2 separate regions of the Homo sapiens genome follow, and region 2 is linked to region 1. The links are chromatin contacts, found by POLR2A ChIA-PET in ENCODE. All regions are on one chromosome and are shown on one strand. The core of a region is the stretch at or near the end of the contact, and the rest is flanking DNA. Distances in the headings are between cores, read along the strand shown.

Region 1 (3,291 bases), core at 684-3,183:
CCTAGTCAACATGGTGAAATCCTGTCTCTACTAAGAATACAAAAATTGGCCAGGTGCCGTGGCTCAGCCCTGTAATTTGGGAGGCCAAGGCGGGAGGATCACGAGGTCGGGAGTTTGAGACTAGTCTGGCCAACATAGTGAAACCCTGTCTCTATGAAAAATACAAAAAATTAGCCGGGGTGGTGGCAGGTGCCTGTAATCCCAGCTACTCGGAAGGCTGAGGCAGGAAAATCACTTGACCCTGGGTGGTGGAGGGTTGCAGTGAGCCGAGATTGCACCACTGCACTCCATCCTAGGTGACAGAGCAAGACTCCACCTCAAAAAACAAACAAACAAACAAACAAAAAAATTAGCCAGGCATGGTGGCATGCACCTGTAAATCCCAGCTACTCAGGAAGCTGAGGCAGGATAATCATTTGAGCCCTGGAGGTGGAGGTGGCAGTGAGCTGATATTGTGCCACTGTACTCCAGTTCGGGCGACAGAGACTCTGTCTCAAAAAAAAAAAGTAATGGCAAAAACTGCAATTACTTTTGCACTTAATGGCAAAAAATCTAATTACTTTTACACTAACCTAAATCTCATTTCAGAATCTGTCCCTACCCCAAAGTCTAAGCAGCTTCCAAGTTTATATTTGACTTTGAGTACTCAATAATCTTGGGGTTGGCTTTGCTGTACAGTGTGAGGTAGGGATCTGATTTCATCTCCTTCCACCTGTGGATGACCTTTTTACTTTTGATCCCTACCTCTATTTATTATGAGTCCCTTGTTTCCCCACAAATCTGACCATTGGCCATATCGACCTCATACCATGTCTTAATGTGCCTGGTTCTCCTTCTGGACTCTCTGTTCTATTCCATTAGTAGGATATCAATTTCTACTAATTCCCTAACCTCAGAGATAAAATAGATTCTGTTGGACAGGTAATCAATACATTGACACTGAGCAGACAGTGGCAGGTGAGTGGGGAAGTGAAGTGTCTCCAGGCAGGACACAAGATCTTCGAGGCAGAGACAGTAACATTCCTTTGCTTGTCAATACGTTCCTGTTTGAATTTCTGATTGTGTTGACTTATATATTATGAGATCAACTTTTAACTAAATTAATCCTCACAAAAGATACAGAGGGCATATAACAGCGCTCACAAATAAATGAAAAGATTAACAATAATATTAATAACATACAGGCCAGGCACAGTGGCTCATGCCTGTAATCCGAGCCTTTGGGAGGCCAAGGCAGGTGGATCACTTGAGGTCAGGAGCTTGAGACCAGCCTGGCCAACATGGAGAATCCCCATTTCTACTAAAAATACAAAAATTAGGCCGGGTGCAGTGGCTCACGCCTGTAATCCCAGCACTTTGGGATGCCGAGGCAGGCAGATCACAAGGTCAGGAGATTGAGACCATCATAGCTAACATGGTGAAACCCCGTCTGTACTAAAAATACAAAAAATTAGCCAGGTGTGGTGGTGGGTGCCTGTAGTCCCAGCTACTTGTGAGGCTGAGGCAGGAGAATGGCGTGAGCCCAGGAGGCGGAGCTTGCAGTGAGCCAAGATCGTGCCACTGCACTCCAGCCTGGGAAACAAAGTGAGACTCCGCCTCAAAAAAAAAAAAAAAAATAGCCCAGCGTGGTGGTGCACGCCTGTAGTCCCAGCTACTCAGGGGGCTGAGGGAGGAGAGCCCAGGGCTCACTTGAACTCAGGAGGCAGAGGCTGCAGTGAGCCAAGATCAGCCTACTACACTCCAGCCTGGGTGGCAGAGCAAGACTCTGTCTCAAAAAAAAAAAAACAAACAAAAAAAAAAAACTCCTGACCTCAGGTGATCCACCACCTCAGCCTCCCAAAGTGCTGGGATTACAGGCATGAGTCACCACTCCCAGCCATGCCCTTCCTTTTCTCGAGTGTCACCAGGGCCGTCTGTAGTCACAAGCCCTCCCCCAGTCCCTCTCCTGCTTGCTTTACTGCAGGTGCCGATCGCTATCTGACAGGCCATAAATGGGACTTATCTTAGCTCCTGCCTGGCTCCCCCAAGAGTGGTGAGCTCCAGGTTTCTTTTTGTTCGCTTTGTGTAAATATTGACTGACTGGGACTCCTGAAGGAGGATGATTCTCAGTGGCCACAGGTGACGCTGTCAGGCGCCTGACCTAGGCCTGACCGGGACACATCCACAGGCCGACCAGAAACCCCAGGGATTGGTCAGCTGGAGGCGGGAGAGGAGGTGAAAGGGCACGGGGTGGGTTACAGCTCAGGCAGCCACTGCGGGCTCAGAGACGCCCAATCTATAGGGATGGGCAGTTCAACTGGGCATCGGCACAGAAGGCAAGGAGGGAACGAGCAGTTCAGAGAGACAGAGAGAGGGACGGGGAGACGGTAACAGGAAAACAGGGAGACGGAGAGAAGGCAGACGCTCCACAAAGACTGATGCACCCTCCCCCTATCCCGCACACCGACCCAGGAGCAAGTTAATCCAGTAGGTCTACACCAGTAGTTCCCGCCCAGGAAATGCCAGGAGCACTCCCACCCCCAATAAACAACCCCAAATGCCAGGGCAAATATGCCAAACGGCCCCCCACTCCCCCCGCGAACTACGGTCTCCATATCTAGACACTCAAGCCCAACAGGACACCCCCCATCGTGGACAGGATCCCCGTGCAGTGTGGTCAAGGACATAGCAGGGTCTTCACTAACGATGCGGACATCTTGGTCACAGGCACCATGGAAAAGCACATTTCTCAAGTCCACAGAGCAAGGGTTAAAGACTAAAACCAGCAACAGAGGCAGGCGATCATGGCTTCCAATCCTCACCCGGGAAGGAGGATTCTACAAGAACATGCAACGTGGGCCACACACACGTGCCAAGGAGAGAGAGGAGCCCACAGATCATTTTTCCTGTTACCTAACAGGACCTACTGTCTATGGAATCCCAACTTTATGCATAGCGGGGCAGAGGTGGACCGCAAAACACATTCTAGAATGTTCATAGCACCCCTAAACTGAAACAACCCAGATCCTATCAACAGGACAATGGATGAATCATCAAAATGATAGAGAAATCAGAGCCCTCATGCATTGCTGGGCGATATACAAGGGTGCCGCTGCCGTGGAAGAGTCTGGCTGGTCTCAGTAGGTTAACACACAGTTACCCTGTGACCCACCAATTCCACTCCCATGTAGAAACCAGGAGAAATGGAAACAAGTGTCCACACAAAAGCCTGCACACAAACATTCATACGGCATCATTCAGAACAGTGCAAACTGGAAAAAAAAAACCTCCAATGTCCACCAACTGAACGGA
Region 2 (3,257 bases), core at 599-3,098, 840 kb before region 1:
AGAACGAGGACCTGAGAGGGACCGTCTGCATTCATCTTTCTCCCTGCCCCACCTCCACCCTCCTCTTGCCCCTGCCATCAGCTCAGAAAGGGCAGTTCACTTATGCAGTAATGGAGGGCTAAGTGACCCTTGTTCATTTGCCAGTGAGGAAACAGAGGCTCAGAGAGGTGGATCTGGCCGGGTGTGGTGGCTCATGCCTGTAATCCCAGCACTTTGGGAGGCCAAAGAGGGCAGATCATAAGGTCAGGAGTTCAAGACCAGCCTGGCCAGCATGGTGAAACCCCGTCTCTACTAAAAATACAAAAAATTAGCCGGGCATGGTGGCACGTGCGCCTGTAGTCCCAGCTATTCGGTGGGAGGAATGGTGGGGTGGCCCATGTGGCTAGATGGAGGTCAGGCCAGAGGAGGTGGGGACAGAGGCCAGAGAAATCAGGTAGGCCAGGGCATGAGGGCCTGGTGGGCTGTGGGAAGTTGCGGCTTAAAGCCGTTGGCACTGGGGAGCTCTGGGGAGGTTGAGCACTGGAGAGGACCTTTCCCACCCTGCCTGGAGAAGCCCTGGTGCAGCCCTTCCGTTCACAAAGTGGGTGCTGAGGCCCAGATTGTGCGGGGGTCTTATCTGAGGCCACACAGCTAGGTGGGAGGGCCTGCCTCAGTTTCACCGGGACAGGGGCTCACCAGGTCTCTCCCCTCGCAGCCAGGCTCTCCCGGCTCTCGCTGGCGCTGCCGCCGCTCACGCTCACGCCATTCCCGGGGCCGGGCCCGCGGCGGCCCCCGTGGGAGGGCGCGGACGCCGGGGCGGCTGGCGGGGAGGCCGGCGGGGCGGGAGCGCCGGGGCCGGCGGAGGAGGACGGGGAGGACGAGGACGAGGACGAGGAGGAGGACGAGGAGGCGGCGGCGCCGGGCGCGGCGGCGGGGCCGCGGGGCCCCGGGAGGGCGCGAGCAGCCCCGGTGCCCGTCGTGGTGAGCAGCGCCGACGCGGACGCGGCCCGCCCGCTGCGGGGGCTGCTCAAGTCTCCGCGCGGGGCCGACGAGCCAGAGGACAGCGAGCTGGAGAGGAAGCGCAAGATGGTCTCCTTCCACGGGGACGTGACCGTCTACCTCTTCGACCAGGTGCGGAACCCGAGAGGGCGCGGTTTCGGGGTCGCGGCCTGGAGGGAGCAGGAGCCTAGAGCCGGGAAGGGCCTGGCGGGAGGCCGAGCTTAGAGTTGGGCGGGGCCTGGAGGGAGGCGGAGCTGGAGTGGGGCGGGGCCTGAAGGGAGGCCGAGCTAGGGTGGGGCGGGGCCTGGAGGGAGGCCGAGTTAGAGTGGGGCGTGGCCTGAAGGGAGGCCGAGCTGGAGTGATGCGGGGCCTGGAGGGAGGGCAAGCTGAATTGGGGTGGGACCTAAGGGGAGCCCCAATCTAGAGTGGGGCGGGGCCTGGGGCGGGGCCGAGCTAGAGTGGGGCGGGGCCCAGGGAGAGGGCGGGCTGGGGGGCGGAGCCCAGGGCGGGGCCTGGAGGGAGGTCGAGCCTAGAGGTGCAGGGCCTGGGGCGGGGCCTAGACGAAGGCTGAGCTTAGGGTGGGGCGGGGTCTACAGCAGGGTTTGAAGGCAGGCTGAGCCTAGAGCGGGGGCGGGGCCTGGAAGGAGACCGCGCCTAGGATCGGGACAGAGTCTGGATCCGGGCCTGAGGGAGGCCAAGTCTGTGGCGCGGCAAGAGGAGGCCTGGAGAAAATCCAAGGCTGGAATGGGGGCGGAGCCTAGGGCGGGGCGGATGGAGCAGGGCGCGGGAAGGGCCTGAGGGGTGAAGGCGGGGTCTGGGGAGAGACTGGTCAGGGAAATGGGGCGGGACTAGGAAGATGGGAGGAGGCTTTGAGTGTGAGGGCAGGGCCTGGCAATGGGGCAGGGCCAGGAGTATGGGCCGAGCCTAGAGCTGGGGCGGGACCTAGGGTGAGGGCAGGGCTTGTGACGGGGGCGTGGTCTAGAGGGCGAGGAGAGGTCTGGAGAGAGAGTGTGGGTCTGGAAGGAAAGAGGGGGTACTGGGTAGTCAAGTATGGGATCCTGGAGAGGCTAGGGAGGAAGTGTTGAGAAGAGGCCTGGATGGTGAAGGGGCCTAGTGAGAGTTTGGGCATGGTTTGTTGACTAGAGTTCTAGTGTCTGTAGGCTGGTTCGGGTTGGAGCAGATCTTACCCACTAGGGAAGGGCCATGGCTAGGCTGCAGGTGGGCTTCAGAGATGGAGCAGGCAGTCTTAACGTATTCTGGGGTGAGGTCAGGGATGAGCGAACCTAACGACTGGGACGGGTCTTTAGAGAGATGGGTTGAGGAATGTGTTAAGAGTTAGGCCTGTCCCGGGTGGCTCACGCCTGTAATCCCAGCACTTTGGGAGGCCGAGGCGGGAGGATCACTTGAGGTCAAGAGTTCGAGACCAGCCTAGCCAAAATGGCGAGACCTCGTCTCTTAAAAAGAAAAAAATTATCTTGGTGTGGTGGTGCGCATCTGTAGTCCCAGCTACTTAGGAGGCTCAGGTGGGAGGATCGCTTGAGCCCAGGAGGTTGAGGCTGCATTGAGCCATGATCACAACACTGCTCTCCAGCCTGGGCGACAGTGAGACTCTGTCTAAAACAAAAAGAAAAACACAGGATATGGTGTTGAAGAGAAAAAGGGAGGGCGAGTGGTGCTGAGGAACTGGGACCTTGTCTAGATGAACCTGGGGCGGGCATACTGGGCTGAGATTATGAAAGGAATGGAAACAAGGCCAAGAACTGGGGCCTGGGCCACTGAAATGTTTTCAGAGGGGTGGGACTTGGAGGGCGGGAGCAGGTCTACTTCTGAGGGAGGGCTCAGGGGCAGGGTCACAGCATCCAGCACGGCATGCGCTCAGGATGGGGCAGGGGTTGGGAGGGCCACTGGAGCAGGTCAAGATCTCAGAGGTGGGTGGGACTGACGTGGACGGGGTGGGGCTTATGGAGATCGCTTTGGGTTAGGGGATCCGGTGGAGGCCTCACGTTAATGAGCCAGGAGAGAATCCCTGCGTTGGGCTACTTAGCTGTGCGCGGGGCTCCGCTGTCAGGAAAGGAGCCTCTGGCCAGGTTGAGGTTAAGGCTGGCCCAAGGCTTCGAAGCCAGATTAGGGGCTCCAGCCACCTCTCCAGAGCGTGCGAGTCAGTGATTACAAATTGGGATTCCTAGAGCCCCAGAAATATTAGCCGGTTTTGTTGCTTTTGGGGGATGCGGTAAATGGGACGTGAAGGTTTGTCCCCTCTGGCTTCCCCCTAATCTGCC

What was found. ChIA-PET counts read pairs that join two places held with the same protein, here RNA polymerase II (POLR2A).
Region 2: POLR2A ChIA-PET joins it to region 1 with 12 read pairs in PC-9. The contact joins two enhancer-like sites. POLR2A ChIA-PET finds 5 or more read pairs at or near these places in 2 of 52 experiments (PC-9 and T-cell).

The regions. Positions count from the first base shown.
Region 1 is chr19:47,647,178-47,650,468 of GRCh38, reverse strand. The region is part of intron 1 of BICRA (BRD4 interacting chromatin remodeling complex associated protein); the gene reads right to left. Among named protein-coding and RNA genes, the nearest start is that of BICRA, 40 kb to the right of the region's middle. Within about 2 kb of position 1,933, at least 15 of the 41 ENCODE cell types and tissues checked have a DNase peak (open chromatin) inside an H3K27ac peak, as active enhancers do; they include PC-9, where a contact is called at or near this core.
Region 2 is chr19:48,491,547-48,494,803 of GRCh38, reverse strand. LMTK3 (lemur tyrosine kinase 3) reads left to right here. Exons shown (of 15, transcript NM_001388485.1): 12 at 695-1,110. Among named protein-coding and RNA genes, the nearest start is that of LMTK3, 19 kb to the left of the region's middle. RefSeq lists an enhancer at 388-888 and silencers at 901-950, 1,141-1,620, 1,450-1,641, 1,641-1,850. Within about 2 kb of position 1,848, at least 26 of the 41 ENCODE cell types and tissues checked have a DNase peak (open chromatin) inside an H3K27ac peak, as active enhancers do; they include PC-9, where a contact is called at or near this core.